Regions from separate parts of the Mus musculus genome. Here region 2 is linked to region 1. A link is a contact called in ENCODE Hi-C or POLR2A ChIA-PET data. All regions are on one chromosome and are shown on one strand. The core of a region is the stretch at or near the end of the contact, and the rest is flanking DNA. Distances in the headings are between cores, read along the strand shown. Region 1 holds the start of Otud5 (OTU domain containing 5). Region 2 holds the start of Pim2 (proviral integration site 2).

Region 1 (6,794 bases), core at 2,992-5,491:
TGGCTACAACACTGCCACACATCATCCTTAACCCTTATACAAAAAAGGCTTTGACCTGCCCAGCAAACTTCTATGACTGGAAAAGAAGCAAAGTGGAAAGAGAAGGAACCCAGCTCCTCTTCAAAAGATACCCACTATTCACTATCTAGTGCAGGAATAGGGGGCTTTGAAATCCCTTAAAGCCAAAGTTGACTGCAACACACCAACACATTAGTGAAAGTAAATCAGGTGCAGAGAACAGAAGCTGTACTAGTTCACTCTGCAGAATGTGGCTGACTGAGAGGTAGAACCAGACACACTGACTGTACTGCTAAACCTAGCATTTTCCACTATCTCAGCATGTTTGTCCTTTACTCCAAGATCTCTGAGTTCTCCTGGCTTAGGATGCTTATAAGCCATTGTTTTCAGTGGCTAGGCTCTGACAAAAGGCACCCTATGACATCATTTCCCCAGGACTCCAACCCAAGGTACTCGGAGAATCCTAAAGGAAACAGGAGTACATATTCGCAGAACTGGAACCAGATTTACCATTCAGACTAATCCCCTCTGTCAGTACTGAAACAGCCTCTATGTTATGAGCATCTGCAACAGCTATGAACCAAGATTGGAGTGGCAGGACCAATACCCCTTCTTCTCATCCTCAAGAGGCTCAAAGCTGGGCCAGGCGAGTCAGGGAGACTAGGAGTAGCTCCTTCTTCCCTTTGTGCCCATAGAACAGAAAGCCTCTCCCATCACAGGGAAGAGCAGGTTTCATGAGTCCGTCAGTTCTTATTTCTAAGTTCTTATGAAGATAAATATAAGGGCGGAACTGCAAGGGGTATAAGAATGTGGCCTTTTGCATCTCCAACAACATACCTTCTCTTTCCCCTGGATAAGGGATACATACCTCTGTAAGGGTAAAGAGACTTTACAAAAAGCAGGGATCTGTAACTCCTGCACACAGTCAGGCAGTGGTTGTGCACACACCTGTAATCCCAGCACTTGGATAGCCAAGTTAAAGGCCAGCCTGGTCTACAGAGCAAGTTCCAGAAAAATACTACATAGAGAAATCTTGTTTTGAAGAAAAACAAACAACTCCTGGAAGTCAGGAAGTGGTGGCACACACTTTAATCCCAGCACTCCGGAGGCAGAGGCAAGCGAATTTCTGAGTTTGAGGCCAGCCTGGTCTACAGAGTGAGTTCCAGGACAGCCAGGGCTATACAGAGAAACCCTGTCTCAAAACAACAACAAAACCTCCTGAACCTGACATCTCTAGATGAGTCTAGATGATTGTTCCGCCAGAAATGACAGGAAAAGAAGAACAACAGTGGATGTGAGACCACACTCTGACCCCTGTAAAACAAATTTTTCAACCAAAAGGAAATGGAATGTAAGAGAAATTTCCAGAAGTGAGAAACAATGAAAATAGGGTCAGAACCTCTACCAGTCCAAGGGATGCCTCAGGCTTCTGGTCCCAAGACCTGACAGCCTTCTTGGCTCTGACCTGAGGGTAAGAAGAAACCAGAACACCCAGGTGCTCTGTCCAAAGAAGGAAGCCTCTGGCCATATTGAAGATGACTTCATGTCCTCTCCCTGGTGAGAAAGAATCACCTGGTGTGGTGGGAGGAGAGCTGCATGCCTAAGCAAGGACTCAGGTCTCAGTCCCCAAGGCAAAGGAATCTCTTTTTCCTGAGGAAGATGGAAAGAGGCCTAAAACTAATTTCCTCAAAACTGTATCATTCCCAGGTTCAAATAAACCCCAAAAGAGACTTATGTTCCTAAAAGCCTCCTATGAAGAGGATACTTAGGTCATCTTAGGTGACAGCCCCAAAAGATTCAGGCCTCAGATCCTAAGGTGTAGAACAATTCCTCACACAACTGATGTGATGTTGAGAATTTCCTCATTCCTCAGGAAACCTATAACCATGCCCCACCCAGTCCTGGTGGGAAATGTCAGACTGGGTGTGAGGAGCATCTCAAGGTACAGGAGGAAGAACTTCAGGCATTACCTCTACAAACAGTCTTCAGTGGCAAGGATGGGGTTCCTGTTCCTAAAGAAAGCCTTATTATGTCCTTCACAGAACAGAGTCTCAGGCCCTTGAAGGCAGATTTAGAGGGAGGTATCTGACATGGCCTCTGGGTCTCCAAACTGCCCATGTCCTGAGGCTGGAGTTTCTGAGGCAGGGATTGGACAGGACGCAATGTTTCCAGGCCAGACTCTAGACCCCATCCGCAAAGTCAATAGGTGAGAGTTCTCCACATGAGATGGAGCGCTTCCTGAGAGAGACTCTCAAGTTTTCTTTTCCAAGGAACTTAATCTGGGTCTAGTGACTTGAGAGCTCTTTTCCTATGAGATTAACAGCTCAGCCCCTTGGGTATCAGAGAATTCCAGATGCACAGAAAGGGAGAACTGAGATGTTGAATCCCTGAAGTAAATTTCAATAGGTACGACATATATATATATATATACACACACACACACACACACACACACATATATATATATATATATATATCCATCCATCCATCCTTAGGGAAATATATGAACACACACACACACACACACACACACACACACACACAAGAGCATAGACACCAGCCCATGACTGAAACTGTGTTCTGAAGAAGTCCTCTTGCCTGGAACATCTGTAATTAAACCCCGGGCCATAAGCAAAGAGGTCTTTACGTCAACACCGACTGTGAGCCACAGTTCTGCTTCTAGGTACTGGTTTTGGCCTTTGTCCCTAAGCCACTGAGAATTTTATCTTCCAGAAAGACGTTTCACAACACTGGAGGGATACTTTGGAAATCACTATCTAAAAGGTGTGTGGGTATACTCTAAACCTTCAATTCTACAAGCAAGTCTAGGTCCCCAAATACAGGCTTAGGACTCCTGAGGAGGCCACATGGCTGGTGAGCAGACTCAGCAAAAGAGAGAGGTCCTTCCTACATCAAGGGTTTAAGTTTCTTGGGTATGCTTAGACTATTTCTCTGAGGACACCACCTTAATTCGAGTTCTTTGCGGGAGGGAATCTCACACTTGTCCTAAAGGAAAAAGTTACTGAACCAAAGTCCCTTAGAGAGGCCTGAGAGCTTCCTCTAAGGAAGGGCTCCATCGTATCTGCGACTCCTGGGGAATTCCCAATGCCAGTCACTTAGAGAAGATCTCAGGACTGCAAAAGAGTACTTTAACTTACTTAACTTAGAGCCCCTATCAAGTCCTCGGGGGAAGCCATGCCTCCACCACCAGGAAAGAATGTCAAGCCCAGCATCAAGACCTGGGTTTCTTGGACCAATCTCAAACATTTTCTTGCGCTCCTTCTCAGCCTGGTAGACTCACTCGCTGTTTCTGCCCAACAGCCCCTCACCTTCCAGCCCTTACCTGTTCTACAGTGGCGGGATCCATGGCCTCGATTCGCGCTGCGGCAGCTTCATACTCGTCTTCACTGTTGTAGCCCGCTCCGACCTCTTCACGTTCCGGACTGGCCCCGCCAACTGCGCCAACGCCGGGAGCTTGACGCCGCCGCTTGCTGTGCCCGGGCCCCGAGCAGCAGCCGCCCACGCCCACGGTACCACCCACGCCCACCACCACCCCTGCCGCGCCCACCCCCGCAGTTGTCGCACCAAGAGCGTCACCAGGACCGCCGCCGGGGCCACCGGGGCCCCCACAAGGAGGTGGAGAAGCCTGCTGTGGCCGAGGGCCCGCGACTGCGCCAGGCGGCACGGCCAGTGCCCAACGATGAAGAGCACCAGGCGGCCCCGGGAGCGGGCCCTGAGGTGGCGGCGAAGCCCGGGGACGGGCCCCCACGACGCCGGAGTCACGGTCGCGCTCTCCTCCGCCCACACCCGTGCCGCCGCCACCCACGCCTACACCCGCACCGCGCCGAGGCGCCGGGGGCAGCGGCCCGGGCGGCGGCGGTTCGTTGGCCGGGTCGGCGTCGGGAGGTGGCGGCTTCTTTTTGGGGAGAATAGTCATGGCGGCACCGCCAAGTACCCCACAGCAAAGCAAACGCGGAGAACGCCGGGAGAGAACCCGGATGAGGGGGCTACGGTCGTGCGCGAGGCACGACGGGAACAGCAAGGCCTGGATAAAGAGATCAGGACACCGGTTCGAGGACCGCAGACGGGACGCGGGTCACGCCCAGGAGGAGATCCCGGATGTGAAGTCCAGTGGGACGGTACGGAGACGGATTGGTCGCAGCCTTGTCTCCCTCCAAGGCCGGCCGAGCTCTCTGCTACCTGGTTCCGGGATTCGGCTTCAGAGGAAACACAACCAAAACAAGCACCGCTTCGCCCCGCCCCTCCGCAGGTTCCTCAACTACCGGGTGGGGCTTCCTGGTTGTGCGCATGCACAACAGGACGCAGCCCCGCCCCCTGCACGGAAGTACGTGGGCAAAAGGCTCGCCCGCCGGGACGACTGCAGACACCAGCCAATTGAAGAGGCGCGTAAAGCCTTGACGACACCCACTGGCCAATCCGGGTTGAGCGCTCGTTCTCAAGTCCTCCGCCTCGAATTTCAAAGTCGGCAGCCTTCTTCCCAGCTTCTCCTTTCGGCTCCCAGTCTATGCTTTACTTTCCCCGAGGTTTGAGCTCAGAGGCGTCGGCACTGTGCATAAACAGAGCGGTCTGTCTTACTATATACAGTAAGACTCGGCTCTCCAAGGATTCCATCTGGAACTCAGTTACACTCACTGGAAAACATCAACATTCCCAGAGCACAGCGTCCCCTCTGGCGTCACTTCCTGTTCCTCCCATCCGCCAACCCAAGAGGGTGGGTCCTACTTCACCCTGGCAACAGTCGTAATCTTGCGGTGATTAGTTCCACGAAGCTGTCCATCACTTCAGATGGGCCAACCGATAGACAGACGTGCACCGTACTGATAGTGTTTGGCGGAAAAACACGCCTTCTCTGTCACCTCCGCCCTCTTACCCTCACGTTCACCTCTAGCGTCTGTCTATTGCGCAGGCTCGGTACAGGCTTTTCACCCCCCCTACCACCAAAACAAAACAAAACAAAAGTTTACTCAGGAAAAGAGAATATTTACGAAACAAGACTGTCAGCAGCTAGTGTCACCCAGTGGTGTTGGCAAACTCCTTGATATTGAGCAGCTAAAACGCTAATACTATCTTGGCCCTTAATGTCTGAGTGTTTGGAACAAGTCAGTTCACACCCAATCTAGTCTCTATTTCTACTTCTCTATAGATTAGCGATAACTTTTCTTTCTTTCTTTTTTTTTTTTATTTAGTTTTTTCGAGAAAAGGTTTCTCTGTGTAGCCCTGGCTGTCCTGGAACTCACTCTGTAGACCAGGCTGGCTTCAACTCAGAGAGATCCTCTTGCCTCTGTCTCCTGAGTGCTGGGATTAAACCACCACCCAGCAGCAATAATTTCTATGTGGTAGAAATGAAAGCCAATAAATGGCCGGGTTCTGTGCATTGTACACAGTAAGTGCTATATAAGTTAGAACCTGTGGTAGTGCAGAAAAATCCTGGACGTTGATTCCTTATAAGGAAAACATCAGTTCTAGGCACACGTGGATCATTATGAACTATTGACTTTGTACAAATCATTGTCTCTTTTGAGATTACATAACAAAAGTGCAATATCAAAACTAGTATTATCATGGCTCTGGAGGCTCAGGCAGTAGGAGCAAGAGCTTAAAGCCAGGGGCTTGAGAAACGGCTCAGTAGTTAAGAGTATAGTTAAGAGTAAGATGGCTCAGTAGTTAATCACTTTCCGAGGACTCATGTTCAATTTCCAGCACCCACATGTGGGCTCACAACCATGTGTAACTCCAGTCCCAGGGAACTGACACCCTCAACTAGGAATGTATGATGAAAAATGCATACATGCAAACAAAATATCCATACACATAAAATAATTTTAAGTGATTGTGTGTGAGGGAGAGGGAGGGAGAGAGGGGGGGAGAGGGAGAAGGAGAAGAGGGAAAAGGAGGAGAGAGAGAAGGAGAGGGTGTTAGTTCAAGGGTAGCCAGGACTACATGTTGGGACTGTCTCCAACAAAAGATATTCTGGGGAAGACAGAAAGACCACCTAACCTCCTCCCTTCAGATGACGCTTTTTTCTCTGAAAGGCATCAGTAGTACATGGGTAAATATGGGTCCTAGTAATGTTTTCTGTTCCTGAGATTTCACAATAGGAGGAGACTCATATCTACGGGACTTCTGTGGTCATGGATTTCTGCCAAATACCTATAAACATTACCCTGAATCGTCTAATGGTTGTCTCCAGACCCATATTTCCCATTCCCTACTGCTCAGCATCTAAAAACTGAACTCCTATTATTCATGACTAGCCTTCACCCCATACTTAACTATGTACCTGGCACTGTAAGAATTTCCTCCAACAGCAAAAGGCACCCTTAGCCAGTCATTGCCCAGCCCGGAAACCTAAGAGTCAAATTTTACTGTTTCTGCTTCTCCAGCTCTCACCTTTGCCTTGGAAATCCCAAGTCCCACCCATCCCATCTCTGGAATTTCACACCTCTCCAATTCACTGCTACCAACCTAGCCATCATCCCCCACCAAATGGACTACCACAAAAACCGTCTGACTGATCACTGATCTTTCTTCCTCTAAGACTTTTTCCCCATGGGCAAAATTATCCTTCTGAAATGCAAACACAATGCCTGGCCTGTTTCTGAGTCTTCAGTGGTCCCCCACTTCTATCTCAGACAAAGTCCCAAATCCATCTCCTAGTTTCAAAAGCCTTTTGCAATCTGTACTATCTACTTCCCTCTTCAGCCTTGCACTCACTCCCCTTCCAGCTAGTTTGAAGTCCTTTCAGTTCCCTGAAG
Region 2 (6,794 bases), core at 3,093-5,592, 36 kb before region 1:
CTGACCCCTGATCCCTATTCCCTGACCTTAGTAATACTGGATTTTTAACAACCTGTATAACCAGGTCAACAGATGTCCATCTATCCCTGTAGCGTGACCATGGGATTCCAACCAGAGAGCCTGGCTGGGTCTAGGGAAGCAGGGACCAGGGCAAGGGGGTGGGGCTTCCTTTGGAGGAGTTGATGGGCTTTTCTTCAGCTGGTGATTGCATCCAGGGGTCCAGCAGAATCTCCTCCAGTGAGGGTCGGGAGCAGGGTTTAGGGGCCAGGCACCGGCGGATTAGGGCACAGCAATCTGTGGGGTCAAGAAGCACAGGGGAGATTAGCAGTCAGCGAGGCTTGGGAGGCTTGGGAAGAAAGAAGCCGGTTGGGCTGGGGTGAGTGAGTGACAGGCCTCACCTGGGGAGACATGAGCAGGGAAGTGCAGCTCAGCCTCCAGAATCTCCTGGTCTCTCTCGAAGGGAATGTCCCCACAGACCATGTCATAGAGTAGGACACCTAGTGACCAGACGGTCGCTGGCAGGGCATGGTACTGGTGTCGCGAGATCCACTCTGGAGGGCTATACACTCTTGTCCCTGCACACAAGCCAAGGATTAGATCCTAATCAGGTGATGCCCTTCCTCAACTCCTGTGTCCCTAGAAGCCCAAGCTGTAAATTTAAAGGAGGGTATCCATTGGCTAGAACACCTGTACTTCCAAGTTTAACAGCAGAGTCCTAGCAGCAGCAAGACAGCTTTAAAGGAGTACTTCAAAATTAACAGTAAGATCATTTCACCAAAACCAAAAAAAACAAAAAACAAAAAACCCAACAAAACCCCATCCTACTCCACACTAAAATAAGAGCCCAGAAGGTTAAGAAACTTATAAAATGAACTTTATTGGGGAATCTAGGCTTGAGTATGCAGTGTTATAGAAATCAAGAACCTTAAAGTGTATGACATGGGTCCAATGTTCAGAGGCTAAGCCGAGCCTAAAGCTGAAAAGCCAGAAGAATGAGTGCTAAAGGGTAGAGAAGAAGCATCCTTACCATCAAAGTCAGTGTACGGCTCATCGTGAAGCAGGGCGCCGGAACCAAAATCAATGAGTTTAATGGAACCCCGGCATAGGTCGATCAGGATGTTCTCATCCTTGATATCCCGATGGACAACTCCACGGGCGTGGCAGTGCTGGACAGCTGCCACGACTTGGGTAAAGAAGCTGCGGCTACAGCTTTCACCCAGCGGCCCCTTCTCTGTGATATAGTCGAAGAGATCCTGAGCAGGCATAGGCCGCTCAAGGACCAGCATGAAGCCTTCGGGTGTTTCGAACCAGTCAAGAAGGCGTATCACACCCGGATGGCCATTGCCTTCACCCACCTTCCACAGCAGCGCAACCTCAAGTGGGCAGGTGACTGAGTCTGACTGGGGGGTGGGAAATCAAAAGAAAGAAGAAGAAGGAGGCAAGTGTTAAAAGTCTGTAGCCCTGCCTTCAACATAGCAAAGTTTATTTTCAAAGCACTAATTTCGGTTGGGCTCCTCTTCCTAGACCCTAGTACCCTCTTTAAAGGTTCAAGTCCTTCAGAGAGTGAAACGAACAGAGACCATACACGTCTGGCATGCAGTAGGTCAGTAAATACTTGGAGAAATTGAAGTGTTCTCATCTGTTTTGAAGGGGAGGGAGTTTGAGACAGGATCCCTACATAGACCAGGCTGGACTGGAATAAGAGATTCACCTGACTCTACCCCCAGAGGATGAAAGTGTGCCCCACCATGCCTGGACTTCAAAGTGTTTTATAATATAAGTCCCTCTTCATAATTTTACCTAAGATAGGTAAACAAGATGTTCATCAAGATCCACATCAGGACAGCTTTTATGCACACTAGATACTCAATAAGTATTTGTAAATGGAAGTACTTTACAGCAAAGAGGGACTAGCATGGAACTAAATCCTATTAAATTAATACTATTAATAAATACTATTATTGTATAAGTGTTGGTTAGTTTTCTTCACTAGCATACCTCAAGGATCCTTAGTAACAGCAAAACTCAGGATGTTAAGACAGAAAGAGCAGTCAGTAGAAGGGATGTAGCATATAATGCATTCTAAGAAATGATGTCGTATTTTGCAAAGTGCCTATAAATTAAACCACGGCAGAAGTGTCCTCTGGTTTTTAAATTTCTATCTCATGTTTGAGACAGAATTTTGCCAAGTAGCCCACCCAAGCCAGCCTCAAATTCACTGAAATCCTAGAGACCCAGCCTCTTGAACGTTGGGATCACAGGTGCGCACCACCAATCCCAGCTTTCATTTGTCCAAAACGACTTACACTGATTAATTGCAAAGGACCTGGCACAGAGTAAACATTTAATGAATGCTGTCTTGTCAGTCTTGCTTATCAACCAGCACAAGTCAAAGGCCCCTGCCCCAGACCCGAACGGGCAGCGACTGCCAAGAGTCCAGTTGCCTCAGATGGGGTCCTTTACAGACCCAGTAACTTGCACAGCCGCAGACAGGTTTTCTCACGAAGACGCAAAATCGGCTACTGCGCAGGCTCACCCCCAAACCCCCCCCCCAAGTCCACGGGCCGGCACAGACTACCTAAAGGGTTCACCAGGGGGAGCTCTCTTACCTACAATTTGCCCAGACCCGCCCTGATGTCCGTTAGCGTTCTCCGGGTGGCAGAAGAGAAGCAGCCAGCATCACCATGACAACCAGTGACCTAGGCCCCTCCTTCCCCACCAGCATGTCCTGTGAACAGCCCCAAAAGCAGTGTTTGGAAGAAGGATGAGAAAGGAGAGTTTGAAAGGAGAATCCAGGGCTCTGGGGGAATTGTGGTGAAATCAGAACTATCACATGAAGGCAGGAATCACAGGCTGGTGGGGTTCTCATGGTTTCAGGGCCCAGGGAGTCATATGTCCCCTAGAAAAAAAGCAGTGCGTGCGTTCTGTGATGGAGTCTATGGGTCATGACGTACACCAAAGACACTCACCACGGTGGACCAGCCTAGCACACGGTTCCGGGAGATTACTTTGATGGCCACCTAGAAAAAAGGCTGAGATAAGGGGGCAGCAGGTGATCCCAGACTTCCCAATTCCAGTCTCTCCACCCGGGTATTCCTAGTTCCCATACATATCACATCCATCGGAGCTCAGATGCCCACCCAGCATTTAAGTCCTCAGAAGCAAGTTCACCTAAACATATTTACGCCTGGGCTCTCGTTAAGAAAGCATCAAGACCCCCTGAAATCCAGAACGGGAGTGAGTTGTAGTTTTTTTTTTTCCTTTTGCTTTTTCTCTCGCACTGTCTTTCTACATGCCTCCCCCCTCCCCCCGCCACGATGTTGGTTATTGAACTCAGTGCTTGTGAATGGTGGACAAATAATCTACCACTGACCCATATCCCCAGATTCGAATTCCAAGTCTTTTTGTTTTGTTTTGTTTGTTTTTTTTTTTTTTTTTGACGTCGCATGCCCTCCTCCATCATCCTCATCTCCAGGACAACTCTATCTGGATTGTTGTTCTCACGACTCCACACTTAACACCTACTTTTAAAACATCCCCACCATCTCAGACACACAAGCGCACGCACATCAATTCCATGGATCTTGGGGTCCAGTCCTGATATCTGCCCCCTCCCTAGTAGAAAGCGCCAATCTTCTAGAATTCTTGCCCTGAATCCTGCCCACCCCCATACCCACCTGGACTGCAGACACACGCGCGCACTCACACTCCTAGCAACCCTGCTCCTTATGATTCTACTACACATTTGCAGACGCAGGCTCCCCACTGAAGCAACTGGCATCCCAGTCACTGGTACCCCACCACCACCCTTCGCCAAAACACCTGACCCTCCGAGAACCCCTTGTAGGGGATACCTGACGTCTATCCGTGACGCGGTGTCCCGCGAAGACGGTGCCAAAGCCTCCCTTACCCAGGAGGGGGCCAAGTCGGTATTCGGCCTCGAAAGCTGCCCGATCCTTGCCTCCTACGCAAGCGGAGGCGAGGAAGTCAGGGTGGCGGTGTACTCTGATCCCAGCCATGACTCGCCCCCACACCAGCACCCATCATTCCAGTCCACCCAACCTGCTTGTGACAGAGGAGGCTACGCTCACCTGGAGGCTGCGTGGGGGTCACAGGGGGCGAAGGATGCCCCTGCAGAGGCTTGGTCAACATGGAGGAGGTGCTGCGTATATTGAGCCCGCTGAATCCGCTGAGCCCGCAGGGCGTGGATGCCCGGGGCAGAGCGGCCGGAGAGCCAGGGCTGGGGGGCGCCAGGGTGGAAGGCAGGGAATCTGGCGGCCCGGAAGCGCCTGCAGACGGCGCAGCGTTAAGATTCGTCGCGCGCGCCAGCCCCAACGCTACTGAGCCGGGGCACGCGCCTCCCGGGAGAGTCGCCCTGCGCGACAGACCCGCCCACCTGGCTTTGATCAATCCGGACGCGGCACCTGCTGTACCCCAGCCAATCCGAGCCAGTCCTTATTTGCATGCCACCCTCAACGTTTCAAGTGCCCCTTATGCAAAATACATGCCAGGTTCTTCCGCGGAGGAAGGGCCTGTATGCAAATGTAGGAGGGTGCGCGCGCGTGCGCGCACACACATAGACAGACGGACACACAGACATGCACGCTTCTGGGAATTCCTTTGCGACAACTGCGTTTGTTTTGGTTGTTGGTGTGGTGGGGTGTGTACACACTTTTAAAAAGCGCAGCCTCCTTTCCTAGGATGCAGGTTTGCTGCCGCCATCACCTTTGCTGCCTTGAGTTCAGTAAGGAGACAACGACAAACCAGCTTTTAAAAATCAGAGCCTGGAACTAGACAGGATCCTGTCACGTGTGTTTCACCCAAGATCAGGCAGCCTTTGCTCCAAAACTGTAATCTTATAGGAGAGCTGGTCCACTCTTCAGGGAAGGGTAAAATTCTTTACCGTCATCAAAAGGAAGGGATGCAGAGGAAACAATGGCAGTTTGGCACCTGTAGGGTGCTTTTTTGCTGCCATTATCCTATACAAACCTGGCTAGACTTGGCTCTGTTACTCAGTCTGGGTCTTGAATCTATAATGGCAGGACTTAGTTCTTGTGGGAACTACAACTTCCTTGTAAAAAAGGAGCTGGGAACTGAAAGCGAGGTCAGACTGGGCAACATAGTGAGACTGTCTTAAAAGCAAAAGGTCTTCAGGTAAGGCTGCTGACCTCAGGACTCACATGGTGAAAAGGGAGAAATGACTTCTATAAGTTGCTTTCTGACCTCCAATCGTGTGTGGAACTCACATACCCACACGTACACCAAGAACGGGAGAACCACCATTAAAGATATAGTCAGACACATTCAAGTAGACTTGTCCTAACCTAGGTGTACATGAAAATGTGTTCCGAAAAGAAACATTCAGTGATATGACTTGTACTGTCCTACGGGGGTCACTTAATACCATATGCCCCCACCAGAAATTGACAGATTTGTCACAAGCACACAAGCACCACCAGATATGTACATTCACAGAAATATTTGTGCTGCCCCAGAAATGAGAGACCCAGAGTCTGTCACAAGAATATACAGTTGTTCCACACATACACGCACTGCTCCAAAGCAGGTACGTAGTCATCCTTGGGCTCTAAATCACCACATAGATAAGCAAATCAACAAAAGCCGGACCCAATCACACACTATCAGACACGCAGCTTATCACTGAAAGTATCCAGACAAACTACAGATGTACTGTCACTGAGAGACCCACGCAAACATGCATTTCTTTCTCTCGGATACCAGACACAAACTGTCATAGGCAGAGTCCCACACTCAGTCACCATCTGATACACCTGGAAACAAGCCTCATCGGAAACAGACACATCCACACTCAACCAGAGACACTGGAATTCAGAGAAACTGGTTGACTCAAGACTCAATGTAGTCACAGGCACAGACAATACACGCAAAGCAGAAAAGGTAACACATAATGTCCCTTACTCAGCCAGCATCCCTAGGTGTCTCCCTATGATCCTGACAGGCTTTAGTGGAGGGGAGATCTTAAGACACACACAAACAAGATAAGTAAGCATCACAGCCCCAGCCCAGAAGTTTATTTATAGTACAGTTCTTCGGAATAGTCGTAGACAGAAGGGAGAGTGCCAATGGGATCACACAGGGTTTTTTCAGGTGATCCCTTTGTCTTGCTGAAGATAGGGTTAGGGCAAATTGCAAGTAAAAGCCAAGAGTAGCAAGAGTCAGGCTGAGGCCAAATGGTACAAACTTACAAAATACGGTAATACCCCCACCCCTAAAGTCTGGTAAGAACCCCAACATTTGTGCTCTAAGAGTGTACCAGGTACTGTTCCCAGTAGTACATTATTGACCATACACATTCTCTGTCAATACTCACAAATCAGAGAGCATGAGGTAGCAGACATTAATGACCCCTGTAGTTGCAGATGGGACACTTTAAAGTCAAAGAGAGCCCAAAGCCACACAGTGAGACAAGGCAGGTAGATTTGAAATGAATCAACCCTCTTGGCGTGCTCATGCTTGACCACGTATTTCAGATATCCTGTAGCCACCCACTGGGCAAGCCATACCCTCACCGTAGGGCCACCCTACACAGCCTTCTTCTGAAAGGACCTCACTGAGGCATTGGGGAGTGGGAGAAGACTGCTCTGAGGAAACCTGAGGGCCAGCCAGCCTTCTCTAGCTGGGCTTTACAAACCCTAGCAGGGGTATGGACAGAGGTGTCAACAGACCTGAGGAACAAACAACAAAAAAAGGATTTAGCCATTTCATCCTCCAACGTTTAAAACCCAGTTGGGCAAGGGCCACCTCTGGTCACT

Evidence for each region. A loop is a pair of places that touch in the nucleus more often than their neighbours do. ChIA-PET counts read pairs that join two places held with the same protein, here RNA polymerase II (POLR2A).
Region 2: a loop to region 1 is called in a map of heart, with 2.9 times the contacts of the local background. The contact joins the promoter of Pim2 here to the promoter of Otud5 in region 1. A Hi-C loop is called at or near these places in 8 of 37 maps with a recorded cell type or tissue (gastrocnemius, heart and left cerebral cortex). POLR2A ChIA-PET finds 5 or more read pairs at or near these places in 3 of 5 experiments (Patski and embryonic stem cell).

Annotation. Positions count from the first base shown.
Region 1 is chrX:7,839,278-7,846,071 of GRCm38, reverse strand. Otud5 (OTU domain containing 5) reads right to left here and starts at 4,241. Exons shown (of 9, transcript NM_138604.3): 1 at 3,362-4,241. The coding sequence starts at 3,955.
Region 2 is chrX:7,875,854-7,882,647 of GRCm38, reverse strand. It overlaps Pim2 (proviral integration site 2), which reads right to left and starts at 4,342. Exons shown (of 6, transcript NM_138606.2): 1 at 4,092-4,342; 2 at 3,855-3,964; 3 at 2,970-3,020; 4 at 1,028-1,400; 5 at 399-575; 6 at 1-294. The coding sequence starts at 4,329. The coding sequence ends at 131. It overlaps Otud5 (OTU domain containing 5), which reads right to left. Exons shown (of 9, transcript NM_138604.3): 9 at 6,022-6,794.